Regions from separate parts of the Homo sapiens genome. Here region 2 is linked to region 1. Evidence: chromatin loops called from intact Hi-C (ENCODE). Cell type or tissue: endothelial cell of umbilical vein. All regions are shown on one strand. Each heading gives the region's core, and the rest is flanking DNA. Links, peaks and the distances in the headings are about the cores only.

What was found. Hi-C counts contacts between places; a loop is a spot of excess contacts. Peaks named below come from ENCODE experiments on the same cell type or tissue, not always from the same donor. Only the 100,000 strongest peaks of a DNase experiment are listed, where the experiment ranks them.
Region 2: it touches region 1 in a loop (9-fold over the local background); 1 of 110 quality-filtered maps calls a loop at or near these places.

What each region holds. Positions count from the first base shown.
Region 1 is chr6:127,294,508-127,311,020 of GRCh38, reverse strand. All of the region lies in intron 5 of ECHDC1 (ethylmalonyl-CoA decarboxylase 1), which reads left to right. Among named protein-coding and RNA genes, the nearest start is that of RNF146, 36 kb to the right of the region's middle. In endothelial cell of umbilical vein, for the core only: a CTCF peak has its summit at 8,099 (motif pointing left); DNase peaks (open chromatin) are centred at 8,100, 9,610 and 10,420; H3K27ac peaks cover 704 bases.
Region 2 is chr6:127,633,665-127,650,177 of GRCh38, reverse strand. It overlaps the pseudogene LOC100420743. Among named protein-coding and RNA genes, the nearest start is that of LINC02536, 22 kb to the left of the region's middle. In endothelial cell of umbilical vein, for the core only: a CTCF peak has its summit at 7,972; no DNase peak of the experiment used is centred there; H3K27me3 peaks cover 646 bases.

The DNA.
Region 1 (16,513 bases), core at 5,059-13,058:
AATAGCATTATGTTTGAAAAAACAATGCATCTATCTTAATTAAAAGGTAATTTATTGCTGAGAAATGCTACCAATCATCTGAGCCTTCACCGAGATGTAATCTGGTGGGGAATCTTGCCTCAATTTTGATGGCAGCTAACTGATCAGAGTGGTGCTTCCTGATGATTGAGGTGGATGTGACAACTTCTTAAACTAAGACAACAAAAGTTTGTTAACCGATTGACTGTTTCACAAAAGATTTCTGTGTAGCATGCAGTGCTGTTTGATAGCATTTTACCCATAGTAGAACTTCTTTCTGCCGTTGATTTATCAAATATAAATTTATGTAATATTCTAAATCCTTTGTTGTCATTTCAACAGTGTTCACAGCATCTTCACCAAAATTAAATTCCATCTTAAGAAACCACATATTTTGTTCATCCATAAGAAGCCATTCCTCATCTAGTCAGGTTTTATCATGAGATTGTAGCAATTTGGTTACATCTTCAGGTTCTACTTCTAATTCCAATTGTCTTGCTACTTCCATCACATCTGCAGTTACTTCCTCCATTGAAGTCTTGAACTCCTTAAATCTTCCTGAGGGTTGAAAGCCAACCATGAGGATTGAAAACAACTTTTTTTTTTTAATTTTTAACTTTCATGAGTACATAGTAGATGTATATATTTATGGGGTACATGAGATGTTTTGCTACAGGCATGCAATATGTAATAATCACATTATGGAAAATGGGGTTTCCATCCCCTCAAGCATTTACCCTTTGTGTTACAAAAAATCCAATTATACTCTTTTAGTTGTTTTTAAATGTATAATTAGGTTATTATTATATTATTAACTATAGTCACCCTGTTCTGTACAATAGACCTTATTCATTCTTTCTATTTTTTTGTACCCATTAACTATCCCCATCCCCCTGCCAACTCCACACTACCTTTCCCAGACTCTGGTAATTATCTTTTTACTCTCTATCTCCATGAATTCAGTTGTTGATATGGTTTGGCTCTGTGTCACCACCCAAATCTCATGTTGAATTGTAATCCTCAATTTTGGAGGAAGGGTCTGGTGGGAGGTGATTGAATCATGGGGGCAGACTTCCCCCTTGCTCTTCTCATGATAAGTGCGTAAGTTCTCACAAGAACTGGTGGTTTAAAAGTGTGTAGCACTTCTCCTTTCGCTCTTTCTCTCCTGCTCTGTCATGTGAAGATATGCCTGCTTCCGCTTCGCCTTCTGCCATGATTGTAAATTTCTGGAGGCCTCCCCAGCCATGCTTCCCATACAATCTGTGGAACTATGAGTCAATTAAACCTCTTTTCTTCATAAATTACCCAGTATCAAGTAGTTCTTAATAGCAGTGTGAGAAAGGGCTTGTGGAATATTGCTCAAGAAATTTTTGCCAAGTACAGTGACCCTAAGATTTTCGCCAGTGTTTTCTGGTAGTGGTTCCAGAGTTTGAGGTCTTAAATTTGTCTTTAATCTATTTTTTCCTGTGTGTGTGTGTGTGTGTGTGTGTGTGTGTGTGTGTGTGTGTGTGTGTGTGTGTGTTTTGTTGTTTGTTTTCTGGGTTTTTTCTTTTTCTTTATTTTGATTTGATTTTTGTCTGTGGTGATAGATAGGGGTCTAATTTCATTCTTCTGCATATAAATATCCAGTTTTCCCAGCATCATTTATTGAAGAGACTGTGTTTTCTCCAGTGTATGTTCTTGGTACCTTTGTTGAAAATGAGTTGCCTGTATATGTGTAGATTTGTTTCTGGGTTCTCTATTCTGTTTCACTGGTTGTCTGTTTTTATGCTATTTTGGTTTTTGTAGCTCTGTGGTATAATTTGAAGTCAGGTAATGTGATTCCTCCAGGGCTGTTCTTTGTGCTGAGCATAGTTTTGGCTATTCTGTGTTTTTTGTGGTTCCATATAAATTTTAGGATCTTTTTTTCGATTTATGTGAAGAATGTCATTGGTATTTTGATGGGAATTACACTGAATATCTAGATTGCTTTGGGTAGAATGGACATTTTAACAATGTTGATTCTTCCAATCCACGAACATGGGATATCTTTTCATTTTTAATGTCCACTTCAATTTCTTTCATTGGTGTTTTATAGTTTTCATTATAGACATGTTTCACTTCCTTGGTTAATTCCTAGGTATTTAATTTTATGTGTGGCTATTGTAAATGGGATTACTGTTTTGATTTCTTTTTCAAATTGTTCACTGTTTACATATAGAAAAGCTACTGATTTTTGTATGTTGATTTTTTATTTTGCAACTTTAGGCTTTTTCCAGACATAGATTGTATAATCTACAAACAAGGATAATTTGATTTCTTCCTTTCCAATTTGGATGTCCTTTATATCTTTTTCTTGTCTGATTACTCTAGCTAGGACTTCCAGTACTATGTTGAATAACAGTTGTGAACGTAGGCATCCTTGTTGTGTTGTAGATCTTAGAGAGAAGGCTTTTACCTTTTCCCCATTCAGTATGATACTAACTGAAGGTCTGTCATATATGTATATGGCCTTTATTATGTTGATGTATGTTCCTTCTATACCTAGTTTCTTGGTAGTTTTTTATCATGAAGGGATATTGAATTTTATCAAATGCTTTTTCAGCATGAGTCCAAATTATTATATAGCTTTTGTCCTTCATTCTGTTGGTATGATGTTTCACATTGACTGATTTGTGTATGTTGAACCATCCTTGCATCCCAGAGATAAATTTCACTTGGTCATGTTGAATGATCTTTTTAATATATTGTTGAATTCAGTTTGCTAGTATTTTGTTGATGATTTTTGCACCAATATTCATTGGAGATATTGGCCTATAGTTTTCTTTTTTTGATGTGTCTTTATCTGGTTTGGTATCAGGGTAATACTTGCCTCACAGAATGAGTTCGGAAGTATCCCCTCCTCTATTTTTCAGAATATCGGAATAGTTTGAGTAGGATTGCCATTAGTTCTTCTTTAAATGTTTGGCAGAATTTAGCAATGAAGCCATTGCATCCTGGGCTTTTCTTTACTGGGAGACTTTTTATTACATCTTCAATCTCCTTACTAGTTATTGGTCTGTTCAGGTTTTGAATTTCTTCCTACTCAATCTTGGTAGGTTTTATGTGTCTAGGAATTTGTCCATTTCTTCTAGATTTCCCAATTTATTGACATGTAGTTGCTCATTGTAGCCACTAATAATCCTTGAATTTCTGCAGTATCAGTTATAATGTCTCCTTTTTCATGTCTGGTTTTATTTATTTGGAATTTCTCTTTTTTTTTTTCTTTGTTAGTCTGGCTAGAGATTTTTCAATTTTGTTTAACTTTTCAAAAAAAACAACTTTTTGTTTCATTGCTCTTTTGTATTATTTTCTTTCTGTCTTTTTTTTTTTTTTCTGAGACAGAGTATCACTCTGTCACCCAGGCTGGAGTGCAGTAGGCTGGAGTGCAGTGGTGTAATCTCAGCTCACTGCAACCTCCTCCACCTCCTAGGTTCAAGTGATTCTCCTGCCTCAGCCTCCTGAGTAGCTGGGATTACAGGTGCATGCCACCATGCCCAGCTAATTTTTGTATTTTTAGTAGAGATGGGCTTTCACCATGTTGGTCAGGCTGGTCTCAAACTCCTGACCTCGTGATCTGCCCGCCTTGGTCTCCCAAAGTGTTGGGATTACAGGCGTGAGCCACCATGCCCAGTCAATATTTTTTTAATTTAGATTTCATTTATTTCTGCTCTGATCTTTAGTATTTCTTCTACTAATTTTGAGTTTGGCTTGCTCTTGCTTTTCTAGTTCTTTAAGATGCATTATTAGGTTATTTGAAATTTTTCTTGTTTTTTGATGTAGGCACTTATAGCTATAAACTCCCTGTTAGTACTGCTTTTGCTGTATCCCATAGGTTTTGGTATGTTGTACTTCATTATCATTTGTTCTAAGAGAATTTTCAGTTTCCTTCTTAATTTTTTAATTGACCCATTGGCCATTCAGGAGCATATTGTCTAATTTCCATGTATTTGTGTAGTTTCCAAAATTCCTCTTGTTATTGATTTGTAGTTTCCATTGTGATCACAGAAGATGTTTATTATTTTAATTTTTTGAATATTTTAAGATTTGTCTTTTGACCAAACATATGGTCTACTTTTAAGAATGATCCATGTGCTGAGGAAAAGAATGTGTATTCTCCAGCTCTTGGAGGAAATATTGCATGAATATCTATTAGGTACATTTGTTTCTATAGTGCAGATTAAGTCTGATGTTTCTTTGTTGATTTTTTGTCTCTAAGATCTGTCCAGTGCTGTATTAGTCCATTCTTGCATTGCTATAAAGAACTACCTGAGACTGGGTAATTTATAAAGAAGAGAGGTTTAATTGGCTCATAGTCCCACAGGCTGTACAGGAAGCATGGCTGGGGAATCCTCAGGAAATGTACACTCATGGCAGAAGATGAAGGGGAAGCAGGCACGTCCTACATGGCTGGAGCAGGAGAAAGAGAGAAAAGGGGAAGGGTACTACACACTTTTAAACAAAATCTCATGAGAACTCATTCACTATCACAAGAACACCAAGGGGGAAGGCTGCCCCCATGATCCAATCACCTCCTCCTACAACATTAGGGATTACAATTCTACATGAGATTTGGGTGAGGACCCAAATCCAAACCGTATCAAATGCTGAACGTGGGGTGTTGAAGTCTCTAGCTATTATTGTATTGGGGCCTATCTCTCACTTTAGCTCTAATAATGTTTCCTGTATATATCTGGGTGCTCCAGTGATGGGTGGCATAAAAATTGTCATATCCTCTTGCTTAATTGACCCATTTATCATTATATAGTGACTTTCTTCATCTCTTCTTAACAATTTTTGTCTTGAAATCTATTTTGTCTGAAATAAATATAGATACTCATGTTTTCTTTTTGTTTTCATTGTCATGGAATATCTTTTTCCATTTCTTTATTTTCAGTCTTCGTGTGTCTTTATAGGTGAAATGTGTTTCTGGTACACAACAGATCATTTGGTCTTTTTTTTTTTTTTTTAATCTATCAACCAGTCTGTGTCTTTTGATTGGAGAGTTTAGTCCATGTACATTCAATATTATTATTGGTAGGTAAGGACTTACTCCTGCCATTTTATTTGTTTTTTGGGTTGTTTTGTGGTCTTCTCTTTCTTTTCTTCTTCCTTTTTGTGATGATGATGTTCTCAGTGATTTGATTTAGCTTCTTGCTTTTAATTGTTTTGTGTATCTTTTATGTTTTTTGGCTTGCAAATACTGCATCTTATTAGGCTTGCAAATACTATCTTATCACCCATTATTTTAAGCTGATAACAACTGAACATTGTTTGGATAAACAAGCAAACATGCAAAAAGAAAATAATAAAAACTTTATGCCTTAACTTTATCCTCTGGCTTTTTAATTTTTTGTTGTATACTGTCTATGTCATGAAAAGTTGTAGTTATTATTTTTGATTGGTTCATCATTTGGTCTTTCTACTTAAGATAAGACACAGTTACAGTGTTTTAATATTCTGTGTTTTTCTGTATGCTTACTATTATCAGTGAGTTTTTTACCTTCAGATGATTTCTTATGGCTCATTGACATCGTTTTCTTTCTGATTAGAGTGCTCCCTTTAATATTTCTTGTAGGACAGGTCTGGTGTTGATGAAATCCCTCAGCTTTTGTTTGTCTGGAAGTCTTTATTTCTCTTTCATGTTTGAAGGTATTTTTGCAGAATATACTATTCTAGCATGAAAGGATTTTTCCCTCAGCACTTGCAGTATGTCGTACCATTCTCTCCTGGCCTGTAAGGTTTTCACTGAAAAGTCTTCTCCCAGACATATTGGAGCTTAATTGTGTGTTGTTTCTTTTCTCTTGCTGCTTTTAGGATCCTTTCTTTATTACAGACCATGTTTTTATCCTTGACCTTTGGAAGTTTATTAAATGCTTTGAGGTACTTTTGTTTGGGTTCAATCTGCTTTGCTGCTCTATAACCTTCTTGTACTTGGATATTGATATCTATCTCTAGGTGTTGGAAGCTCTTTGTTATTATTCCTTTGAATAAACTTTCTAACCCTGTCTCTTGCTCTACCTCTTCTTTAAGGCCAATAACTCTTAGATTTGCCCTTTTGAGACTATTTTCTATATCCTGTAGGGATGCTTTTTTATCTTTTTTCTTTTGTCTTCTCTGACTATATTTTCAAATAGCCTGTCTTCAAGCTCACTAATTCTTTCTTCTGCTAGATCATTTCTGCCATAAAAAGTTATGCCATAAAAAGTTCTGATGCATTCTTCAATAGTATGCCAGTTGCATTTTTCAGCTCTAGAATTTCTGCTTGGTTCTTTTTATTTCAATCTTGTTCTTAAATTTATCTGATAGGATTCTGAATTCCTCCTCTGTGTTATCTTGAATTTCTTTGAGTTTTGTCAAAACAGCTACTTTGAATTCTCTGTCTGAAAAGTCACGTATCTCTTTTTCCAGTATTGGTCTGTGGTGCCTTGTTTAGTTCATTTGGTGGGTACATGTTTTCCTAGGCGGCCTTGGTACTTGTAGATGTTCTTTGGTATCTGGGCATTGAAGAATTAGGTATTTATTATAATCTTCACAGTCTGAGCTTGTTCGTAGTGGTCCTTCTTGGAAAGGCTTTCTAGATATTCAGAAGGACGTAGGTGTTGTGATCTAAGCTGTATCTGCTTTAGAGGGCACCCGAAGCCCCGTAATGCTCTGGTTCTTGCAGACTTCTGGAGATACTGCCTTGATGGTCTTGGAGAAGATCCGGAAGAATTCTCTGGATTACCAGGCAGAGACTCTTGTTCTCTTCCCTCACTTTCTCCCAAACAAATGACATCTCTCTCTCTCTCTGCTGAGCCCCGTGGAGCTGAGGGTGAAGTGAACTAAGTAACCCTATGGCCACCGCCACTAGGACTGTGCTGGGTCACATCTGAAGCTAACACAGCACTGGGTCTTGCCCAAGGCCTTCCATAACCACCCCCTGGATACTGCCTATGTTCACTTGAGGGACTAGGACTCTACAATCAGCAAGTGGCAAAGCCATCCAGGCCTGTGTTCTTCCCTGCAGGGTGGTGATTTCCACTAGACTCTGGAAAAGTCCAGAGGTGCTGTCTGGGAGCCTGACACTAGAGTCAAAAACTTTAGAAGTCTAGCTGGTGTTCTGACTTGTCTGAGCTGTAACTCAGACCACAAGACATAGACCTTTCCAGTCTTTTCTCCCCTTTCCAAAGGTGGAGGAGTGTCGCCCCATGGCCACTGTCACCACTGGCTCACAGGGAATACTGCCAAATGATCATTAATATTACAGTAAAAATCTGTTAGCTAGTGTAGCCACCTTCATCAATAACCCTAGCTAGATCTTCAGGATCACTTGCTGCAGCTTCTGTGTTACCCCTTACTGCTTCAGTTTGCACCTTTATATTATGGAGATGACTTCTTTCCTTAAACCTCATAAACCAACCTCTGCTGGCGTCAGATTTTTCTTCTGCAGCTTCCTTACCACTCTCAGCCTTTGTAGTGTTGAAGAGAGTTAGAGCCTTGTTCTGGATTAGCCTTTGGCTTAAGGAAATGCTGTGGCTGGTTTGGTCTTCTATCCAGACCACTAAAACTTTCTTCACATCGGCAATAAGACTGTTTCGCTTCCTTATTATTCATGTGTTCACTGGATTAGCACTTTGAATTTCCTTCAAGAACTTTCCTGTTGTATTCACAACTTGGCTTTTACCCTGAATTTTATGGTAATTACTTTCTTGCTTTCCTTTATAGTTTTATAAGCTAAATATTCTATAATAAATATATTTTTTATTTTTTTGACTTCATATAAATGGCATCATATAGTAGTAGAAATAGAATGAGAAAAGTTTCAGTATGCTAACTTATGAAAAACAGTAAATTTTATATTAATTTTTCTTTTTATAATTTATGACTCAGGTTTCAATTCATCAGTTAAAATATGTCACTTCATGCTCACACAAATAGAGATTTTCTAGTTTTTTTGGTATATAAGACCGTTTACAGAAATCCTAGCCTCTTGAAAACTAGTGTTCAATAATGCACAAAATTCTTATGCACAATAAAAAAAAGTTATTTTATATGACAGTGCCCTCTGCTGTCATCAGTGCAGATTGCATTAGAATGCTGCTATTATTACATTTTATTCTGCGAAGAGGAAGCAGTCATTGGCTTTATGCTTGATATGAGACTAAACAGGAAATGCTGTATGTGTGAAAGTATTAAATGCATTCCTCACTTTACACTGAATACAGGTAGTTATGAAATATATAATTTCAATACATATATAAATATAAAACGTACATCTAAGTATATAATTAAAAGAATTTTAAGGCTGGGCACAGTGGGTCAGGCCTGTAATTCCAGCACTTTGGGAGATCGAGGTGGGTGGATCACCTGAGGTCAGGAGTTCGAGACCAGCCTGGCCAACTTGGTGAAAACCCGTCTCTACTAAAAATACAAAAATTAGCCGGGCATGGTGGCAGGCGCCTGTAATTCCAGCTACTCAGGAGACTGAGGCAGGAGAATCACTTGAACCCGGGAGGCAGAGGTTGCAGTGAGCTGAGATGGCGGCACTGCACTCCAACCTGGGCAACAAGAGCGAGACTCTGTCTCAAAAAGAAAAAAAAAAAGAATCTTAAGCTACATGCAAGTGTGCATTATTACACTGAAAAATCCTCTGTGTAAAAGGAAATGAAAATTAAGACTTTTTAGATGTTATTTGGAACAAGTGAAAACCCTCTAACATAGATTCCGGTGTTCACCTTTATTAGACTTTTGTACTATTCTTCATATTGATTTCTCATCTATGTTTAAGTGTAGTTAGGGTTTAGGACAAAAAAGCACAATAGCAGGAAAAATAATCAGAGATTATTTAATCCTTTAATACTGCTAAATTGCCTAGCTGTCATTCTCTAATTGAAGAAAATGTAATGCATCCTAGAGCTTCATTAAATATTTAATTTTATTTGTTACAAGATGTCTGAGGGTACTGCCTACTCTCAGTATCTGGATATACCAGGTGCTTTTGTTGAGAAGCTTCTGATGAAAACCTATCCATTTTTGAACCAGCTTTTCTGAAAGTGGTGTCTGTTTATTAAACATATTTCAGCACCCACATGTGCTAGGCACAGCCATTCACAAACCTTGTGTCTTGGTTTTTTGTTTCATTTTTCTAGTAATATGTTTTTGTTATATTTTACAAAATTATTGGTCTGCAATCGATTAGAAAGTTTCTTTAAAAATGAAGAAGAAATTGATCCTTGACCAGAGAAATTTGACAAGCACTGTCCTAGGCTACTCAGCCCTTTTAAAACCCGCATACCAAAAGCAACTATAGTTCTTAAATGTTAGAGGCTAATAGAGAGGATTGCATACTGAATGAACTACATTACTAGCCCCAGTTTCCAGGAAGTGATAAATCAGTACAAGTTCCTCTAGCTGATTTTTTCCACTTAATTTTATCAGTACCTCATCAGTTACTTTCTATGACAGATTATTTTAATTATTTCCTAAGAATGTCTGCTTGTTCTAAAAAAACACCGAAAGCTTTCATAGCGTTTGCTAAAAAGATAAGTTCCTTCTTTATATGTGTTGGCCCTTTTCGCTTGTTTAACTTTCTTACCTTGGAGAATTGCCTGGAATTCACTCAACTGACATTTTCATCCATGCCAATGGAAGTACTTCAGCAGATGGAGATACACTTAATATGAATATATAAAAGAAATGAACTCATGTAGCATTCTAACACTGTCCCCTTCCCGCAAAACCCTGTGAGCACCAGCTGGTAATAGATGTAATGTATACGTATGTCGGAAACACTCAGTTCTACTTTGCATAGATAGACCCTCACTTGAGTCATACTTTTCATGTAAAATATTCCAAGAGAAAATGGCTTTTAAAAAACATTTTTAAAAGTAAAAGACTAACATGAATTAAAAATTGGTATTTTTCAATGGTCAGAATCTAGTCAAGCATTATGTTTCCATTTTAGTGACAAAATTAATGTGAGGAAATGAAAAGCTAGAAATGTGGTAATATAGCCTCTCATTTTTTAATCCACCTTGACAAATTAAAGATATTTAGAATGAAATATAAATTAAGAAAATGCTAATACATGTAGTTTTCTATTGCTGCTATAACAAACTACCACAAATTCTGTGGCTTAAAACAACACGTTATTATCTCACAGATGTATAGGTCTGAAGTCTAGCTGGGCTCAGCTGGTTTTTCTAAACCTTGTCTCATGAGACCAAAATCTAAGTGTCAGTTGCAGTGGGCTCTGAAGACTCTAGGGGAGGATTCATTCCCAGGCTCACCCAGGTTCCAACTGGTAGAATTTGGTTACATGCACTTGAAGGACTGAAGTCCCTGTTTCCTTGCTGCCAGATGGGGGATGAGTCTTTGCTCCTAGATGCTTTCTGAATTCTTTCTCATGCTTTCCATGTGGCTCCTCCAGCAGTGGTGAGTCAAGTTCCTCTCATACTTTGAATCTCTCTTATTTATCCTTATGCTGCATTTCTCTGACTACAGCTGGAAACATTTCTCTGCTTTTAAGTGTTCTCATGATTAGATTGGGTCCACTCAGTTAATCCAGGATAATTTTCCTATTTTAAGGATTTAACTTTAGTTACATCTGCAGTCTCTTTTGCCATGTATGGTAACACATGCACAGTTGCCAGAGATTAGGTCATCTCTTCGGGGCCAATCTACCTACCACGTATGGGCTTGGCATAGGGAATTTAATTGTCAGATTTGTTGCTAACTTTTATATTTCTGTTTGATTGCCAGTGAAAAGTGCTAACTTTGTTACTCTAAGTTAATTTTGTAAACTGTATTTTTATTTTTTTAAATGCTTGCTTAGATGCTTTTTAGAAAACAGTAATAGTACCCACATACAGTCATGTATTGCTTAATGATAGGAACACATTATGACAAATGTGTCATTACGTGATTTTGTTGTTGTGCAGACATCATAGTATGTAGCTAAACAAACCTAATGATACCATCTAGGGTGCAGCTTACTACATACCTCGGCTATATGGTATAGCTTATTGCTCCTAGGCTACAAACCTGTAAAGCCTGTTACTGTATTGAATACTATAGGCAGTTGTAACACAATGGTAAGTATTTGTGTATCTAAATGAAAAGGTACAGTAAAAATACTGTATAAAAGATAAAAAATTGAATGCTCATATAGGGTATTTATGGTGAATCGAGCTTGCAGGACTGAAAGTCTCTCTGGGTAAGTGAGTGAGTGAGTGGCAAGTGAATGTGAAGGCCTAGGACATTACTGTACACTTAGAATGTACTCCTTTTACTTTTACACATAAAAAATTAAATGTAAACAGCCTCAGGCAGGTCCTTCAGAAGAAATTCCAGAAGACAGTATTAACTGTAACTTTTGTACTATATAAGCTTTTTAATTTTAAAAAACTTTTTTATTCTTTTGTAATAGCACTTCATGTAAAACACAAACACATTTTACAGCTGAACGAAAGTATTTTCTTTTTTTATATCCTTATTCTATAAGCTTTTTCTATTTTTATTTTATTCATCTTTTTTAAAAGTTTTTTTTTTTTTTTATTAAAAGCTAAGACAAACACACACATTAGCCTAGGCCTACATAGAGTCAGGATCATCCATATCATTGTCCTACCCCTCCACATATATCATTGTCCTACCCCTCCACATCTTACCCCACTGGAACATCTTCAGGGGCAGTAACATGCATGGAGCTGTGATCTCCTATGATAATAATGCTGTCTTCTGGAATTCCTCCTGAAGGACCTGCCTGAGGCTATTTTACATTTAATTTTCTACATATAAAAGTAAAATAACACTCTAAAATAACATAAAAAGTATAGGTCAGCTGTGGTGGCTTATGCCTGCAATCCCAGCATTTTGGAAGGCCAAGGCAGGAGGATTGCTTGAGCTCAGGAGTTGGAGACCAGCCTGGGCAACATAGTGAGACACAAAAAATAAAAAAAATAGCCAGGCATGGTGGCACACGCCTGTAGTCCCATTCCTGAGGGAGGATGAGGCAGGAGGATCGCTTGAGGCCAGGAGGTCAAGGCTGCATTGAGCCATTATGGCACCACTGCACTCCAGCCTGCGGGACAGAGTGAGACCCTTTCTCAAAAAAAAAAAAAATATAGTACAGTAAATACCCGAACCATTAACATGGTCATTTATTATTATCAAGTATTATGTAACATACATAATTGTATGTGCTATACTTCTGTACAGGTAGCAGTGCAGTAAGTTTGTTTTTAACAGCATCACCACAAAAATGTGAGTAAAGCATTGTTCTATGACATTACAATGGCGATGATGTCACCAGGCTATAGAAATTTTTCAGCCCCATTATAATCTTATGGGATCATTGTCATACAGTCCATTGCTGACTAAAATGTTGTTATTCAGTGCATGACTGTATACCTTATTTATAAAGGATTCTCTGATATAGACATTATTTTAAACATAATTATACCTGTAGTATGGATGGTTAGCTTGGTTTCAAGATCAAGATTCCAGAATGTGCTTCAGGAAGTACTTAAAACACTCATTCCTTGATTCTACTTTCTAATTCCAGTTATTCTAAAAACATGGGAAAATAGAGAAAAATCTCTCAAAACTACCTTAGAAAATAGAAAATGACAAACTCAGACTGCTTGGCTTTTAGCATCAACTTTTGGCAAAAAAAAGCATGTACACATTTTTATATGTCTAATATTTAATATTTTACTATTGAATTTGGTGTGAGAGAGAAACTGGAATTGTATTTTTTAATTTTTAATTTTGAAATAATTACAAACTTGCAGGAAAGGCGTGACAGTAATACAAATAATTTCCCTGTGCCATTCATTCAGGTCCAACAATTTTTAACATTTTGCTATTGTGTTTTATCTTTGTGTATCATATATTTTTTTCACCCAGACTAAGGGTAAATAAAGTATTGTACTGTGTCCAAAAGTTACTTACATTAGTTCACTGTTGTTTTTGTTGTTTCTCCTTCTTTGATGTTGAAATGGTCTGGGGTGAATGGTCTCGTTGTCTGAGGTGTTATCCGAGCTCCTTGTCTCACAATCAAGAAAACTAAGGAGCATGGACGCAAGGGGGAGGTTGGAGTCAAAGTTTAATAAGTGAAAGAAGAAAGCTCTTTGTAGTGGAGAGGGGGCCTGAGTGGGTTGCTGTTTTTACAGTTGAATCCAAAAGCTTTTATAAGAAACTCCCCTCATCTCTGTAGCTATTTGTGTAACTCTCCTTATCTCTGCAGCTGTGGGTATGTCTTGGGTAAGCACAAAGTGAAGCTTCTCTTGTTTGTTTAACTGCAGGTCTGTTTCAGGTAAGCCCACCCCCATTCCTTTGCAGGTTCCCACAGAGCCTACCATGTATATGCCTGAAAAGGGGAGGAACCTTTTTCCTGGAAGCCCGCTAATCACACAAAGGAAAAAAGGCTTCTCTGTTGGGCCTTGCTTTCTTATTAGTGTAGTTGCAGTTTAGTTTTTCCCCAGGTTGTTCTGTTTGTGCCTGTAGCTGTGATTTTTCAGGCTATTTCTCCAAGGACTAGCCTTAGCTGTCTGCCTGATTTTTCCTTTTCTTATCCCTCAATGTGATTTCATTTGAAAATACCTTGATTTAGTTTTTGCATTCAGTTTAAATTTTTTCCCTTGTTTCCAGCCTTATTTTATGTCTTGAATATGTTAGAATGTTGTAGTGAATAACTTTATCTATACTTTTTAGTAATACTAATGGCATATCTTAAGGATAAACACTAGAAATAGGATTGCTAAATCAAAAGTTAAATAAATATTAATGAGTTAATGAATATTTATTAATTATTGCCTAATTTTCTTCCATAAGAGATAGACAAGTCTTGCATTCCCTCTAGTCTGTTTCACTTAGCCTTGTCAACAGAGCCTACTATTAAGCTTTGGAATTTGCCAATTTCATGGGTAAGGAACAATATTTCAGCATAGTTTTAATATGCATTTCTTTTTTTTCTCTTTTTTTTTCTTTTTGAGGCAAGGTCTTGCTCTGTCTCACCCAGGCTGGGGTGTATAGTGGTACGATCACTGCTCACTGCAACTTCCGCCTCTAGGACTCAAGTCATCCTCCCACCTCAGCCTCCGGAGTAACTGGGACTACAGGAGTGCACCACCACACTTGGCTAATTTGTGTATTTTTTGTAGAGACGGGGTTTTGTCATGTTGCCCAGGCTGGTCTCAAACTTGTGAGCTCAAGTGATCCACAGCCTCCCAAAGTGCTGGGATTGCAGGCATGAGCCACTGCGCACAGCCCATTTATATTAAAGTGAAGTTGATTATAGTTTCATATGTCTTAAGGACCATTAAAAAATTTTTTTTGGTGAATTATTTATTCATATTTTGCTTATTTCTCAACAGGATATTTGTTTTTTTCCTTCAATTTTTTAAAGTTCTTCAAGTATTAGGGATAATGTCATTATCTGTGAAGTGTTTTGCATATATTTGCTCAGCTTGTTTTTTGACTTTGCTTGTTTTTTGTTTTTATTCTTTTTTGCCACACAAGCCTTTTTAAAAAAACATGGTCCACTGTGGGAGGCCGAGGCAGGCGGATCACAAGATCAGGAGTTTGAGACCAGCCTGGCCAGTATGGTGAAACCCTGTCTCTACTAAAAATGTATAAAAATTTAGCCGGGTGTGATGGCGCACGTGTAGTTGCAGCTACTCTGGAGGCTGAGGCAGGAGAGTCACTTGAACCTGGGAGGCGGAGGTTGCAATGAGCCAAGATCGTGCCACTGCACTCCAGCCTGGGCAATGGAGTAATAAGACCCTGTCTAAAAAAAAACAGACACACACACACAAAAGTAGTCATATCTATCAATCTTTTTAAAAGTTGCATCTGGATTTCAAGTGGTAGTTTAAAAGCCTTTCCATATATCAAGGTTATAGAAAAGTTCATGCGTGTTTCTTCTAGTACTTGAATGGTTTTGTGTTTTACATTTATATATCTAATCCATTTTGAGCTTATTTTCATGTATGCTGTGAGTAATGGATCTTATTTCATCTTTTTTCCAAATGGCAATTTGTCCCAACACTATTTGTTTTAGAAAGCCTTCTGCCTTCTGTGTTCCAGTGATTTGAGGTAACACCTGATCGTGTACTAGATTTCCACTTGCAGTTAGGTCTGTTGTTTCCAATTTTTCTCTAAAATGATTAATGCTGTGATAATTACCTTATGCAAAAGGCTTTATCCACATTTCAGATTATTTCCTGAAAAAATCATGTAAGTAGCACAAATACTTAATGAAAGGATATGCAGTGTTCAAGGCTTTTGGTAATAGCCACGTTATCTTCTAGGAAAGATTCTACTAATTTATATTACCACCAGCAGAAAATAAGTGTCTATTTGAGAGCATCCTTTCTTACAATGAGTATAATCTTTTAAGATATCTTTTATAATTTTGATAATCAAAAATTAAATTTGCCTTTTTAGAGATTTTTGGTGATGCATAAATTTTCATATGTTGGTTGATTTATATGTGTATGAATTCTCTGCATTTTCTTTTCCCATTTCTCCTTTGGGATATTGAGCTGTTTATACACCAAATGAAAAGCACATTTTTATTCCTCCCTAGTGAAATAAAATTCTCAACTATCCAATTTAGAGCCTGCCTATCTGTTTTCAACCTCTAATGCTGTTTTCATCAATATAAATAACCCTCAGCCAAGGTATTAGCATTTCCAGCTGCTAGCCATTAGTTCAAAGTATATTATAAAGAAAGGGAGCTGTAAACGTTCTTATCCCAAGGGAACTTACAAGGTAGCCTTTTGCACTTTGGGAGGCCGAAGTGGGTGGATCACCTGATGTAAGGAGTTCAAGACCAGCCTGGCCAACATGGTGAAACCTCGTCTATACTAAAAATACAAAAATTAGCTGGGCTTGGTGGCGGGCACCTGTAATCCCAGCTACTTGGGAGGCTGAGGCAGGAGAATCACTTGAACCCAGGAGGCAGAGGTTGCAGTGAGCCAAGATTGTACCACTACACTCCAGCCTGGGCAACAGAGTGAGACTCTGTCTCAAAAAAAAAAAAAATACTGGCTTCATAAAGTACAATATTACACACACTTGCACACACAAATAAATGCATGCACACACACAATCCCGCCCCCACCCCAATTCAAAAATAACAAATCCCATTTTTGATTTGGAAGTAACTTTACTCTGAATAGGAGATGTCCACCTCAGGAAGTAGTCACACTGCCCATGATGCTTTGTTTTGTAGTTATCACATTACTTGGAAGTTCTTACTTTAGAGCTGTGACATCAAGAAAATTTACCTCTGATCATGCCAGGATTACTAAATGTTAAAATCAGACTTCAGTATCACAAAACATTTTTATATCTGCTCCCCCCCTCACAACCACACAACAAATAAAAGTTTTCACACATTCGACTATATACCTTCTTACTCAAGCAGTCTGTTTGCATATAATGAATGGAAACTCATGAAGCCAATCATCTGAGACTTGGAAATCAG
Region 2 (16,513 bases), core at 3,105-11,104, 340 kb before region 1:
CTTCTAATTGGATTGTTTATTGCTGAGTTTTGAGAAATCTTAATATATTCTAGATATTTTGTTGGATATGTGGTTTGCAAATATTTTCTCACAGTCGTCAGCTTATCTTTCCATTTTTTTAACAAACTCTTTCACAGAGTGAATTTTTTAAATTTTCCAGATGTCCGATCAATTTTCCTTTTACATGTTATACTTTTGGAGTCATGTCTAAGACCTCTTCACCTAGTTCTAGGTGCCCAAGATTTTAACCTATTTATTTTCTAGAATTTCATAGTTTTATATTTTATATTTACATTCCTTATGTACTTTGAGTTAGTTCTGGTAGAAGATTGTATTATAGAGTTAGTCGAGACTCTTTTTGCCTAAGGATGTCTAACTGCTCCAGCACCATTTATTTAAAAAGCAATTTCTCTTGCATTAAATTGCTTTTGCAACTTGGTCAAAAACTCATTCAGCATATTTGTGAGGATATATTTCTGGTTTTCCTATTCTGTTCCATTTATCTATGTGTCTATTACTCCAATAGTACCACACTATCTGGATTACTGTGTCTATATAGTATGTTAAGAAGAATGATTTCTCTCACTTTATTCTCCTAGAATAGTGCTATTCTAGGGTCTTCATTTTTCACATAAATTTTATAAGATTGCTTTTGTAAAGAAAAACCCTTACTGAAATACAGATAGAAGAAATATGTTAAATCTATAGATAAATTAAAAGAGAATGTACATCCTTATTATATTGAGTTTTTCAAACTATAAATATGGTGCCTAGAAGTATTTATGTTTTCTTTCATTTCTGTCATCAACTTTTTAATTTTCATCATCAAGATCCTTTGTATGTTTTCTAAGATTTATTTTTTTTTATTTTTTTCTGGAAACCAAGTCTATTTATTTATTTATGTATTATATTGATTCATGATATATGTACATATTTTGGGGGTATATGTGATATTTTGATACATTTGCATAATATATAATTTTCAAATAAGATTAATTTTTATATCCATCACATTAAACATTTAACTTTCCTTTATGCTGAAAACATACAAATTATTTTCTTCTAGCTATTACGAAATATATAATAGATTAGTGTTTCCTATAGTCACTCTACTTATTTATCAAATAATAGGTCTTATTTCTTCTATCTAACTGAATTTTTGTACCCATTAATCAACTTCTTTTCAATCCCCTGATTCCCTACCCTTCCTAACCTATGGTAACCATCAATCTACCCTCTGACTTCATGTGATTCACTTTTTAAGCTCTTGCATATGAGTGAAAACATGTGATGTTCATCTTCCTGTTCCTGGCTTGTTTCGCTTAACAAAGTGCCTCCTGTTCCATCCATGTTGCTGGAAATTATAGGGTTTCACTTTTCTTATAGCTGAATATTATTCTATTGTGTATTTATATGTATTGGTTGTGTGTAACTGTCCAAATCTCATCTCAATTTGTATCCCTACATGTCAGGGGAGGGTACTGGTGGGAGATGATTGGATCATGGGAGCTGTATTAGTCCATTCTCACACTGCTATAAGGCCATACCTGAAACTAGGTAATTTATAAAGGAAAGAGGTTTAACTGACTCACAGTTCCACAGGGCTGGGGAGGCCTCAGGAAACTTACAATCATGGCAGAAGGGGAAGCAAACACGTCCTTCTTCACAAGGTGGCAGGAGAGAGAAGAATGAGAACCAAGCAAATGGGGAAGCCCCTCATAAAACCATCAGATCTCATGAGAATTTACTCACTATCATGAGAATAGCATGGGGGAAACCACCCCCCATTATTCAAGTACCTCCCACTGGGTTCCTCCCATGACATGTGGGGATTATGAAAACTACAATTCAAGATGAGACTTGTGTGGGGACACAGCCAAACCATATCAGGGATGGATTTCTCCCTTGCTGTTCTCATGATAGTGCATTCTCACAAGATCTGATGGTGTAAAAGTGTGTGACTTATCTCTCCTTCTCTCTCTCTCTCTCTCTCTCTCTCCAACTTCACCATAGTAAGATGTGCATGCTTCCCTTTTGCTTTCCATCATGATTATCAGTTTCTGAGAACTCTCAGCTGTGCTTTCTGTTAAGCCTGTGGAACTGTGGGTCAACTAAACTTCTTTTCTTCATAAATTACCCGGTCTCAGGTAGTTCTTTATAGCAGTGTGAGAGCAGACTGATACATGTGTATATACCACATTTTCTCTATCTATTCACTTACTTATGGGTACTAGGTTGATTCCATATTTTGATTATTTGAATAGTGTCACAATAAACATTGGAGTGGATATATCTCTTTGATATATTTCTTTCTTTTCTTTTAGATATATACCTGATAGTGGAATTGTTGTATCCTATAGTAGTTCTATATTTAATTTTTTAAGTAATTTCCATACTGTTTTCCATAATGGCTGTACTAGTTTATATTCCCACCAATCGTATACAAAGGTCCCCTTTTTTCCACATCCTTGCCAGCATTTGTTATTACCTATCTTTTTGATAAAAGCAGTTTTGACTGAGGTGAGATGACATTTCATTGTGGTTTTGATTTTTATTTCTCAGACTATTAGTGATGCTGAGCACTTTTTCACATATCCGTCTGCCATTTGCATGTCTTCTGAGAAATGTCTATACTGATCTTTCGTTCATATTAAAATTGAATTATTGGTTCTTTTGCTACTGAGTTGTTTGGGTTCTTTTTATATTCTGATAATTTATCCCTTATCATATGGGTAATTTGCAAATATTTTCTCCCATTCTGTGGGTTACCTCTTCATTTTGTTGATTGTTTCCTTTGCTGTGCAGATGCTTTTCAGCTTGATGTAATCTTATTTGTTTGTTTTTGCTTTCGTTGCCTGTGATTTTGAGGTCTTATTGAAAATACCTTTACACAGACCAATGTTCTAGGGCATTTCCCCAGTGTTTCCTTTTACTACTTTTATCGTTTCCAGTCTTAGATTTAAGTCTTTAATCAATTTTTATTTGATTTTTGTGTATGGTGACAGATAGGTGTCTAATCTTATTCTTTTGCATATGGATGTGCAGTTTTCCCAGAACCATTTATTGAAAAGTGTGTCTTATTTCCAATGTACAATGCTTGAAGGCTTTCTCAGTAATGATTTGATCCTAAATGTATGGATTTGGTTCTGGGTTTTCTATTATGTTCCATTGGTCTATGTCTGTTTTTATGCTGGTACCATGGTGTTTTGGTTACTGTAGCTCTGTAGTATATTTTAAAGTCAGGCAGTGTGATGCCTCCAACTTTGGTCTTTTTTCAGGATTTCTTAGGCTATTTGGAGGCTTTAGTGACTCCGTGTAAATTTTAGAATTATTTTTTCTATTTCTGTGAAGAACGTCATTGGTATTTTGACAGAGATTGCATTGAATTTGCTTTGATACTGACATTTTAACAATATTAATTCTTAAAATCCATTAGCATGAAATGTTTTTCCATTTTCCTGTGTCCTCTTCATTTCTTTCATCAATGTTTTATAGTTGCCATGTAAAGATCTTCCATTTCTCTGGTTAAATTTATTCCTAAGTATTTTACTTTTTTTGCTATTATAAATGGAATTGTTTTCTTAATTTCTTTTTCAGTTGCTGGTGTATATAAATGCTACTGATTTTTGTATGTTAATTTTATATCCTCCAACTTTACTGAATTTGTTTAACAACTCTAACAGTGTTTGGTGATGCATTTAGAGTTCTCTAAATGTAGTGTCATCTGTGAACAAGGATCTTTTAACTTCTTCTTCTCCAGTTTCAATGCCCTTTATTGTTTCTGTTGCTTGATTGCTCTGACTAGGACTTATAGTATTATGTTGAATAAACATGGTGAAAGTGAATGTCCTTATCTTGTTCCAGAGCTTAGAGGCATTCCCCATTCAGTATGATGTTAGCTGTGGGGTTGTCATATATGCCTTTATTGTTTTGAAGTATATTCCTTCTATACCCATTTTGTTGAGTACTTTTTATCATAAAGAGATGCTGAATTTTATCAAATGGTTTTTCAACACCTGTTGAAATGAATATATGGTTTTTGTCCTTGGTTCTGTTAATGTGATATATCATGTTTATTAATTTGCATACATTGAACCATTCTTGCATCCTTGGAATGAATCCCACTTGATTATGATAAATTATCCTTTTAATGTGTTGTTGAATTCAGTTTGCTAGTACTTCTTTGAGAATAGTTGCATCTATGTTCATCTGGGATATTGGTCTGTAGTTTTCTTTTTTGGTTGTCGCCTTGTCTGGTTTTGGTATTGGGGTAATTCTGCCTTTTAGAATGAATTTGAAAGTATTGTCACTTCTTCAATTTTTTCAAGTTGTTTCAATAGAATTCATATTAATTCTTTTTTAAGTGTTTAACAGAATTCAGCAGTGAAACTATCAGGTTCTAAGCTGATCTTTGATGAGAAAATTTTTTACTGATTCAATCTTGTAAATCACATTTGGTCTGTTTTCTATTTCTTCTTGATTCAATCTTGGTATTTTGTATGTGTGCAAGAATTTATCCACTGAGTCTAGGTTTTCCGAAGTGTTAGTGTATAGTTGTTCGTAATAGCCTCTAAAGATTCCTTGTATTTATGTGGTATCAGTTGTTATGCTTGCTTTTTTATTCCTGATCTTATTTATTTGAGTCTTCTCTTTTTTTCTTAGTCTAGAAAAAGGTTTGTCTATTTTGTATATCTTTTCAAAAACCCAACTTTTTGTTTTGTTGATTTGGGGGGTTCTTTTGGTCTCGCTTTCATTTATTTCTGCTGTAATATTTATTATTTCTTCCCTTCTAGTATCACTGGGGTTAGTTTATTTTTGTTTTTCTAGTTCCTTGAGATATATCATTAGGTAATTTATTTGAAACCTTACTACTATTTTATATAGGCACATATTGATATAAACTTCCCTCTTCCCTATTCTGTATCCCACAGATTTTAGTATATTGTATTTCTATATTCATTTGTTTCAAGAATTTTTTTAATTTTTAAATTAATTTATTCATTTATCCTTTGGTCCTTCAGGAGCACGTTGTTTAATTTCTTCAGGAGCATGTTGTGTAGTTTACAAGCCTTCTCTTGTTATTGATGTCTAGTTTTATTCCATTCTTGTCTGAGAAGATAATTGATATAGTTTTGACTTTTTTGAATTTGTTGAGACTTGTTTTGTGATCAAATATACTGCCTGCTCTAAAGCATGTTTCATGTGCTGATGAGAAGACTGCACATTCTACAATAATTGAGTGAAATGTTCTGAAAATGTCAGTTAGGCCCATTTGGTCAACTATGTAGTTTAATTCTGCTGTTTTTTGTCGATTTTTCTGTTTAGATAATTTGTCCATTAATGAAAGTGGGGTGTTGAAGTCTCAACAATTATTGTATTGCAACTCATCTTTCTCTTTAGATCAATTAATGCTCATTTTATATACTTGAGTGTTACTGTGTTGGGTATATAGATATTTATAGTTGTTATATCCTCTTGCTGAGTTGACCTCTTTTTTAAAAGAGTGTTGTTTGTTTGTTTTTACAGTCTTTGATTTGTTGTCTATTTTATCTTATATAAATATAGCTATTCCTGCTCTTTTTTGGTTTCCATTTGCATAGGATATCTTTTTCCATTCCTTCAAGTTCAGTCTATGTGTGTTTTTACAGGTGAAGTGGGCTTCTTATAAGCAGCATATAATTGGATTTTGTTTCTTTATGCATTCATTTATTCTATATCTTTTCATTGGAGAATTTATTTCTTTTATATCAATGTTAATATTGATAAGTAAGGACTTACTGCCGCCATTTGTGGCATGTTTTCTGGTTGTTTTGTAATTCCTCTTTTCTTTTCTTGCTGTCATGCTTTGTGCTTACGTGATTTTCTTTGGTAGTATGTTTTAATTTATTGTTTTTATTTTTAGTGCATTTTTTATAGGTTTTAGCTTTGTGGTAGCCATCAGGCTTGCAAAAATCTTATAATTATAACAAGTTATTTTAAAGAGATGGCAACTTATCTTTTATCACAAAGAAAATAATAGAAATAAAGGAAAAATGACAAACTCTACCCTTTAACTTCATTCCCCCCACATTTTTACTTTTGTTGTTTCAATTGAAATATTTTTATCCTGACTATCTCTTAACAGGTTGCTGTAGCACCTATTGGTTTTGGTAGATTTGTCTTTTAGTCTTCATACTAGAGTTCATTGGATTACATACCAAAATCTTGTTACAGTATTCTGAGCTTGTCTTTGTACTTATTTATGAGGGGGGTTTATGCCTTTTTATGTTTTATTTTTGTATGTCAGTCTTTTTCCTTTCAAACTGAAAAATTCTCTCTATGATTTCTAGTAATACAGGTCTGTTGTGATCAATTTTCTTAGTTTTTGTTTATTTTGAAAAAAACTATATTTCTTCTTCATGTTTGAAAGATAACTTTTCAGGGTATAATATTCTCAGTAGGCATTTTTTTTTTTTTTACTGTTTTGAATATGTCATCCTCCTCCCTCTTGGCCTATATGATTTTTACTGAAAAATCTGTTGCCAAATTGGAGCTTCTTTATACATTTATGCTTATTTCCTTTGGCTGTCTTTAGGATCCCCTTTTACCCTAGACCTTTGAGAATTTTATTGCATGACTTGGAGTAGTCTTACTTGGGTTTAATCTGTTTGGTGATCTCTGACCTTTGCATACCTGAATATTTATATCTTCCTAAAGTTTTGGAAAGTTTTATATTATTATTTCATTGAATAAGCTTTCTATCTTTTTCTTTTTCTCAGATCCCCCTTAAATATCAATAATTTTTAGATTTTCTTTTAAGGTAGTTTTTTTATATCTTGTGGGTGACAGAGCAGGAGCACCATCATTTCGGACACCATCATTTCGGACAAACACCACCATTTTAAGCTCCAGCTCCCTTTCTAGCCTCATGCACTTCAAGGAAATCACTTCTCTTCCAACTACAAGCAGCCAGAAAGAGCAGACAGTAAAACACAGATGAGGCTGCTTGGGCACGAAGGGAGGTGTGGGGAATGTCTCTTGGGTAACTGCGAAACCTCACCCTCATACAACGGGCCCCAGTAAAACAGTGGGCCTTAATAATCACATTCCTTTCCCTTCAGGTGCACTAAGATAGGGAAGCTAAAAGCAGACCCTGCAGGTATGCCTTCAGCTGCAGGGATGTATGGGAACAGACACACAACTCTCCCTCCCAGATAAGCACAACAAAGACACAAAAGAGACACAGAAGCAGTCCAAGCCTCTGATAAGCTCTCCTACCCTAAATCCTTAAAAACTCTTAGTAAGAGAGTGGGCACGACCTAACTCAGCCAGACGCCCCTCTCAGGTTTGTTTTCTCTAAAATAAACCTGTCCTTGACTGTGGAGCAACTTTTTGTTTCTTTCCTCTTTCTTTAATTCTTAACAGTGGGCATTTTTCATTCCTTTTCATTCTTTTTTTTTCTCTCTCTCACAAACTGTGTGTTTTCCAATTGCCTGTCTTTGACTTCACTGATTCTTTTCTCTGCATGATTTATTCTACTGTTAAAAGCCCCTAATGAACTTTTTAGTTAAGCAAATATACCTCTAAGTTCTAGGATTTCTGTTTGATTTTTAAAAATTATTTCAAATTCTTCATTGAATTTCTCTGATAAATTTTTGAATTGCTTATTTGTGTTATTTTGGAGATTTCTGAGTTTCCTTAAAAACTGCTATTTTGAATTCCTGATTGGAGAGTTTATCTATTGCCTTCTTGTTGGGGTTGATCACTGGCTCCTTTCTTTGTCTGTTTGAGGAGGTCATGGTTCACCATTTGCTAGTGTTGTTTCTTGTGGATATATATATATATATATATATGTCTTTGCATTGAAGAATTAGTTATTAATTCTACTCTATCTGGCTTGTTTGGGTTTTTATTGAGTATGTTTGCTTAGATATTTATTTGCGATGTAGCTGTTCAGTATCTTTTTGCTGGGTCACTACCTCCTTTCCAGCACTAGATGGCATTTTAGCCCAGATTTGCCTTTTCGGCACTAACGAAGTTCAGAGTGCTGCCTGTCCTGGATGGGGAAGGTCCCAAAGAGAATACCCTGGCATCCTGGCAGTGTAGGAAGGCTGACTAAAAGTTCATGCTCAGGAGACCCACGTGTACCCGCTAAAGCACTGTGCTGCTGAACAGCTACTCTGATTTGGCATCTCCTTTGGCCTCGATACAGAGCAGTGTTTTTCACCTGTGGATGCTAGTCCCATCTCTCCGCTTTGTCTCTAGCTGTCCTCAGGAATTTTTCTCCCTTTGGGCATTTGTGATGTTTCCAACGGTTTGAGGAGGGACGGGTCTTCTGCCAAGGAACCCAAGATGGTGGGGAAGCTGGTTGTCCCCCTTGATCTCACGTTTTCCTGTATAGTAATCATGAGTCAGGGAGAAATTTTCCTTGGGTTTTGTGCCTGGCAGACCAAGGAACAGGGATCTCAAATGTAAATGTCTGATTTTTTTTTCACCCTCTGCACAGAGTTTTTTTTCATTTCTCTGTCGACCCAGGAACTGTCTCATTTTCATATTTGAGTTCTGGAATATTGCTGATGATAATCTTAGTGCCGTATTTTTTTTTAGGTTTTCTGTCAAGGGAAAGTGAAGCCAGCTTGCTTCTACTCTGCCATTTTGGTGACATCACTCCTGTTTTATAAGATTTAAATCTAAGTATTTCAGTTTCTTTAAAGTTACTAAAAATAGTCCTATTTTTAAAATTTTAATATCCATTTGTCAGCGTATAGAAATGCAATTAATGTTTTTTCATTCTGTATCCTGAGGAATTTTCTTATTGATTTCTGGCTTACTTCATTATGGTCAGAGAACATACTCTTTATGATTTTAATTTTTTAGGTTTGTTAAGGTATGTCTTATTGTTCAGGATATACTCTATCTTTGTGAGTGTTCTACGGACACTTAAAACAATTTTGTATTCAGCTGCTTTTGGGTGAAGTGCTCTATAAATGTCCATTAGATATTGAAGCATTTTTAAGATGGCTGTTTTAAAATCCTTAGCGGATAATTTCAACATCTGATTCATCTGCATATTGACATCTGTTGAATGTCATCTCTCATTCAAATTGTGATTTGTCTCACTTTTAGTATGCCAAATGATTTTGATTGTATCTTGGACATTTTGGTTATTATGCTTGATCCTGTGTAAATCCCTGGATCCTATATAAATTTTCTATCATAGTACACGGTAGCCTTGTTTAGCATATAGGTTCTGGTATACTTTTGCGGGACTCAGTTCCAATGGCAGTTTAGTTTTCTCAGCGCTTACAATGTTATTCTGTTCTGGTTCTTCTGATGTTATTGAGCTCTCACTCAATGTCTGCTGGAACCATCTATGTGGGCAGAAATCACTTCTCTGGGCCACCTGTTGACCTTCTAGTGGGGTGAAATTTGCAGGTATGGAGGGCAGGGAATGAAGGTCACCTACACTGCTGACCTGTAGGCAGATGACACGACTCTCTGATGCCTAGGTTGTAGAGTGGAAGCTAGAATGGCCTAGGGTTTCCTTCTGTGCTGCTGCCACTCCTGCCAATGCATTAGACTGCCTACAGGTGCTCAGGTTGTGGAATGGGAGCTGGGTTCCCTACTAGTTCTCTGCTGATCTTCCACTTTTCTGTCCTTTGGCCAGAAAGGGCAATTTTTCTTGGTGTTCTTGTGTATTCCTATTGACAGTTCCAGGTTGCAGACCTCTCTGGTGCCCAATCAAGGATTATATTAGAGATAAAAGAAAACCCAGAGAACCATTTATGATGACATTTATAAAGTCTCAAGGTCTCTAGCCAGTCTTTATGTATCTATTTCTCCTCATTCAGAGTCCTGTCATCACTGTAGAATAGTCTCTAGGGAATGTAGTTGCATTTAAAGGGGAAAAGCAGAGAAATGTGAGTCTAGACCATTTTATTTCAGAACTACACATCCTATGCAATCATCTTTTGAACCAGCAATCTCTCATCTGGGAATTCACCTTAAAAATACATCTGCTATGAAATATGGGGGGGGGGTGGTTATTCATTGTGATATTACTTGTATTTGAAATGTGTTTGATAATTTTGAATCGCCACATATAGGGTATTGGTTGAATTAACTACTGAATATCCACACAGAGGAATGCTATGTAGTTAGTAAAAACAAACAAACAAACAAACAAAAATTTAAAGATGACAAATATCTCTAAGAGGACATACATAGTAATTTCCCAGGAAAAAAAATAAGTGAAAAAAATCTGGGTACCAAGGAATATATATAGTATTCTAACTTTTCTGGAAGAAATTAGGAACAAATAAGGGATAAATAAATATGGAGAATCAGGTAGAGTAAATATAAATGTAGATATACTTATTTTTAAAAAGCACACACAACAAGCCAACAAACAGAAAATGCAGGATGGATTAACGAGAAACTATTTAATTAGTTGCCCATCGGTGTGAGTGAAAATGGGTTGGGAAGGGACAGCGAAAGGAATGAAACGGCATATTTTTTCATATAACTTTGCATTTGAAATGCTAATATTTTACATTAAAAATGTAATTATATAAAAATAGGTTAAAAAGCCAAAAATTGAGATTGCCTTTGATGGAAGATTTCACAATTAGTAGTAGTTTCATTACTGTGTTTATATTATCTTTATTTGATTTTATAGCAGACATTACAACCAAAGTGAAAGAAGCTTTGTGCCTGCATTGTATGACATGCTCAACCATTTCATGTTCTGGAAGAGTACAGTGATATCCTTAAATAATTATTTGGCTACTTCTGCTTCAGTGTCAGTATAATTCAATAACATCATTATTTCATACAATTTTACAAAGCATTGACTTTATTTTCTGAGGTAAATTCAATATATTGAGAAATATATTGAATTGGTCAATAAATATTAGCCAGTCCTTCCAAGGCTAATGTCTTTACCCAATACAAGTGCCAAGGAAATAAAGTTTTATTTTAAGAATTATGGAACTGGTATGTAACAAGGAGACCTAATGAACATAAAGGCCTATTTTGGAAAGTCTGAATGTAGCCATTTTCTATAAAACAATTAACTTAGAACTGAAAATTACAGTTTAGGTAACATGCATTAAATATACAAGGTTGTATAAGATTAACTTACATATCTACAGTTCTAAATGTGATTAGATAATTAAGTAGCTTGGAATAATACAGGAGAAAAAAAAACCTCTGTGGGAGAACATTTCTTTCAAGTCTTCTCTTTTTGAAAATAGTGTCTACACTTTAGAATTAGTAGAGATTTGTTTTGGAACAAAAACATCATAAATCTAAAGCTAAAAATGGCATTCATGAAATAAGGGACCTTCACCACCACCCCCCAGAAAACAGTATCGGAAGAAAGAAACCAATGATAAAATGAGTTCTTCTGTGGAAAAGATAGAGGAGGAGATCCTGTGAGGACACCTGAGCTGTCATTGCATCTGGGCCTGTCAAGGGAATGCTCTGACACCCAGTATAATTCCCATTTGTAGGCTGTCTTGGCATGGAGAAGAGGAATATCTGAACTTCTTAGATATGATTCCGGAGAAGCCGAAACATAAGGTCCACTTTGAACAATAAACAACTCCCCTAAAGAGGACACTTGCCTACTCCTAGGAGAGTTTTTGACCCTGGGCCCAGGGGTGAGCAAATGGGAAGGTGGAATGTTAGTTTGGACATTTTCAAAATTTCATTATCATTCAACAGCACAATACATGGGCTTCCCTTTTTTAAGTGGTTGATTTTACTTCATATTTAACTGAGTTGAGCTCTATGGCATAAACAGAAAATCAAAACAGCATTAAAAATTAGGAAAATCGTCCACAAAAATATTTTTCAACACTGTGTTAACACTCAAAGACAAGATAAAGACCATAAGTACAAAGATAGCTGAGAAAAAAGAGTGACAACCATGGGCTGAGATAATCGTGGAAGGGAGTGGGGCCAAAGAGCTTGCTGGGTGTATTGCTAGAATAATATTTACAAAGATGGCGATAGCAACAGGGTATATTGGGAACAAGTTGCCAGGCTGGCAGGAGAATTAAAATGTGAAACAGTAATGAGTGGTGAATTTGAAAAAAAAAGTCAGTTAGGGCCAGTTTAAGAGATATCTTCAAAGTTAGACTGAGGAGTTTTGACTGGGTGCTTAGGCAATATGGTTTGGTTTAGCAGCAAGGGCCTGCTGCTTGCACAATACTTAAGCAACTTAAATGTTTGCTTCTTGCCTCCTTAGAAGAGGTTTTTTTTTAAGCTTTATTAATGTATCATAAACATATAATAAACTGCACATTTTAAAACGTATTATTTGGTACGTTTTAATTATATATATGGCCTGGAACACATCACCTCAGTAACAACCATATACACATTAAAAAATTTCTCTCTTCCTGTTTGTATTCTTTTTCTCTTCCTCTTTGTATTCTTTTTCTCTTCCTCTTTGTATTCTTTTTCTCTTTATATTCTCATCTTCAGGAACTTCCCTACCTCCTCTGTCTATTTTCCCCTGTCCCCACCATTCCCACACTGCTCCGACCACTCGCCACACCCCACTTCCTAGCTTCACAGGCAACCATATATCTGATTTTTAATCACTGCAAATTAGACTGCATTAACTAGAATTTTCATATCAACAGCTACATACTCTTTTTTTTCTGGTTTATTTCAGTAACCATAATTATTTTGAGATTCATCCATCTGATTGCATATGTCAATAGTTCATTCCCTTTTATTGCTTAGCAGAAAAGTTTTTTAAAATAAAAGTAACCCATAAAGAAATAAACAGAATGAACTAAAGGGAAGAGTTTGAAATTGAGAAGGCATATGTGAGAGAAAAAGACAGGAAGAGAGAAAGAAATGTTGGGGGTATGGGTCACAAGTAACTTATGCCAGGGAATAATATAATTAAAAAATAAGTTAAACTCAAGGCAAGAATTTAGGTTTTAATAGCAATAAATATAGCATAAATTGTGTTCTTGACAAAAATAGTAGGACAATATACAGCTTTTGATACAGTTTATTGAGATAGATGTATTGTTTTCCATGGGAAGACAAGAAAATATCTTCTGAGAATAAGACAACAGGAGATAGGTTCATGTTAGCTATAAAGGAGAAGTGCGGAAGATATCAAAAAGAGTAATAAAACTATTTCACCAAAGAAACAAGAAAAGAAAAGACACCAGAAAGTGTATAAAGCAGCCTTGCTTGGCTATCAATATCAAGAGCTCAGTCTCAGGCATGCTCAGTTGGAGATGGCTTGGAATCACCAATAGAAGAGCTCTGTGGGAATTTAACAAAAATGGAACTGGAGTACAGTGAGGACTCAAGGCATAAGATACAGAAGTCAGCGACATACAGCAGTTCTTAGATGAGTATAATGGGCGAACATTCTCAGAGCATGAGTGGCTTTAAAAGGAGAGAGTCTCAGAAGCAGATATAAAACACTCCCAATGAGACAAAACCTAAGAACTAAAAGAGGGATGCTTTACATAACTGAATATGATGACAGCTTTAAAAAGGAATATTGATTTTGGGAAATGTAAATCTTTTAACAGACTTCTCCATATCTTTACTGTTGGCCACCAAGAGTAACCAAGTGAGAAATTCAAGTAAGAAAGTAAAAGGGAAACAAAATAGAATTATGAGGAACAGACAGGTGGACTGGTGAAAAGAAAGGAAACATTGAGTGTAAGGGAGGGGAATGAGAAGGAAGAAAGCTTGAATATTGCAGAAAAAGGTGGTTTGGAGAAAAGAAGGGAATGTCCCCAGTCAGTGCATAAGGACTAGACAGGAGAGGCTGGAGGGGCAAAGGAAGAGTCAAAACACTACAGGGAGCTGGAGAAAAGAGGAGGGTAGCAAGAGCAGAGAGAATGTGCCAGGTATGAAAATGGTTGACAGAGAGAGAGAGAGAGAGATGGGCACAGGGTCATAAGATAGCTGAAGGGACATACTATGTGGGAAGTGTACATAGAAGTTACCAGAGTTAAATATGGAATGAACCAGGAAGGGAAGTTTTGAAACTAGGAGGTAAGAGAGAATTTCAGAAAGAAAGGGGGATAAGATAGAATAATGACTAATATTTATGGAGTATGTGTTCACTGCACTGACTACTTTCCATGTTTATCATCATTTAACACTTCCCGATCTTCATGAGTTAATTATTTTTAGTATTCCTTGTACGTAGATTAAAAAATTGAAGCTTACAGAAGTTACTTATCCAGCATCACACAATAGATAAGTAATGAATAGGGATTTGATTTTAGGCAAAGTATAGATCCTGTTTAATGTGCATGAATATTGACTCCTAACTCTGAGTCAGTGAAGAGAGGAAAAGTTAGTGAACAGAAAACCAAACACCTCATGTTCTTACTCATAAGTGGGAGTTTAACAATGATAACACATGAACACAGGGAGGGGAATATCACACACCAGGGCCTGTCAGGGGGTGGGGGGCTAGGGGAGGAATAGCATGAGTTGAAATACCTAATGTAGGTGACGGGTTGATGGGTGCAGCAAACCACCATGGCACGTGTATACCTACATAACAAAACTGCACGTTCTGCACATGTACCCCAGAACTTAAAGTATAATAATAATAAAAAAAGAGAGAACAGCTACAGAGGTTAAGCAAATTAAGACCGAGAAGAGGGAGTAGAGAGTAGGAATGTTATAAGAAATGAAAGAATAAGAATGGCAGATGGGAAGTCAAAGTCACGAAGGAAAGAAAGTGATGAGAAATAACAATTTTTCAGAGAATACGAATTTCCTTATTTTTGAAAAAAAAAAGCATCTAGTTAAGTTTTTGTGTATTCAGGTTAGAAATGGCCTAATAACTATGAGTCTGCATATTCTCTCTACTAGGCAGATTAGCTGGTCTCACCCAAACGACAGATGGTGGCCATGACTCTGGGGATCATCTGTGCATCTCCATGAACAGTTGGGGGACTGGTGAGATTAATGCTTTAATAATAAACTTTGAATTGATTACCTTTTCACAAATGACTAAATCAATCTAAAATGCCATTTTTCGAAACCAAAACAAAAACCAGAATTAGTTCTTTTACAAAAGCAATCTGTTTGACCTAAATCTTCTGACCCTAAAACCTAAATGTTTTGAAATGTTATTAGATGCATATTTTTAAAATCTACTAATCAGTGTATCCAATTATTGAAATGCCATTTGAAAGAAACTAGTAACCTCAAACCTTGCTTTAGATGCTTAAGACCGAAGTAGGAATTTATCTCATGTTATAAAATAAAACTTTGTTTACAAGAAAAACATCTAGATAAATAGCAGAAATATTTTAAAGACATATCAGACTTTCAAATTTGGAAAAAATACCTTCTGATAAAAGAAAAGTATAGCACTCTATAGAGTTACTAATTTTTTTTCCTTTTTACATTTTGTGCTTTGGAATTTAATTAGTATTTAAATTTTCAGTGCAGTTGTTATCTATGTTTTAAAATAATATATCTACAACATAAATCAATTTTGCTTTATGAAAGTTGGGTTTTTAAGGAAAGCATATTTGAGTTCCAAATGATCCTCAAGGAAATTTCTAACAAAATCTTCTTTTTAACTTCTATTTTACCTTAGGGGTACAAGTGCAGGTTTGTTACATAGGTGAACTTGTGCATAGGAATTTGTTGTACAGACCATTTCATCACCCAGGTATCAAGCCTAGCATCCATTAATTACTTTTCCCAATCTTCTCTCTCCTCCCCTCCCATCCTCTGAAAGGCCCCAGGGTGTGTTGTGTTGTTCCTCTCTCTGTGTCCACATGTTCTCATCATTTAGGTTCCACTTATAAGTGAGGACATGTGGTATTTGGTTTTCTCTTCCTGTGTTAATTTGTTAAGGATAAGTGCCCAGAGCTATTGCTTAAGTTTTACTACATGTTTCTAAATCTGTGGAGTTTACTTTTGTGATAGATTTCTTTACTTCAAAAACAACCTCTTTTCTATAGTAATAATATGAAGAATAACTTTGTTTATACAGACTTTAATTATTATCTTTCTGCTGTATCTTGCTGTGATCGACTCTGGCATAATGGGGATATCATCAGACAATGTCGTCCTTCTACCACCATCTAAGGATCAGATGAATTTTTGTTATAATGTTTCTAGCTGTAATTCATCCTTTCCAGAAACAATACAAATGTGGCATGAATTTTACCAAGTTTTTCTCTAATATTTTTATTAATAACCTTTGAAGGTAGCCAGATAATTTTGTATAATACTTTATGTATAATTTTAAAGCATTGAACAATATGTTCCCAAAAAATAATTCCTAATATGAAAATGTGTATTATGATGCTAGCAGTATTAATATGAGTAGATTGCCACATGACATCGTATCTTATTAGCACCTTTGTTTCCAATATGTATTGAGGCAGTCCTATGCACTCTTCTCACATCAAATAAATTATACACAGACATGTGAACACAGAGAAATTATGGCTTAATGTTGTAGAAAATGTTCTGGTTAATCCTAACTTTGGGTCAATGGATTAATAAC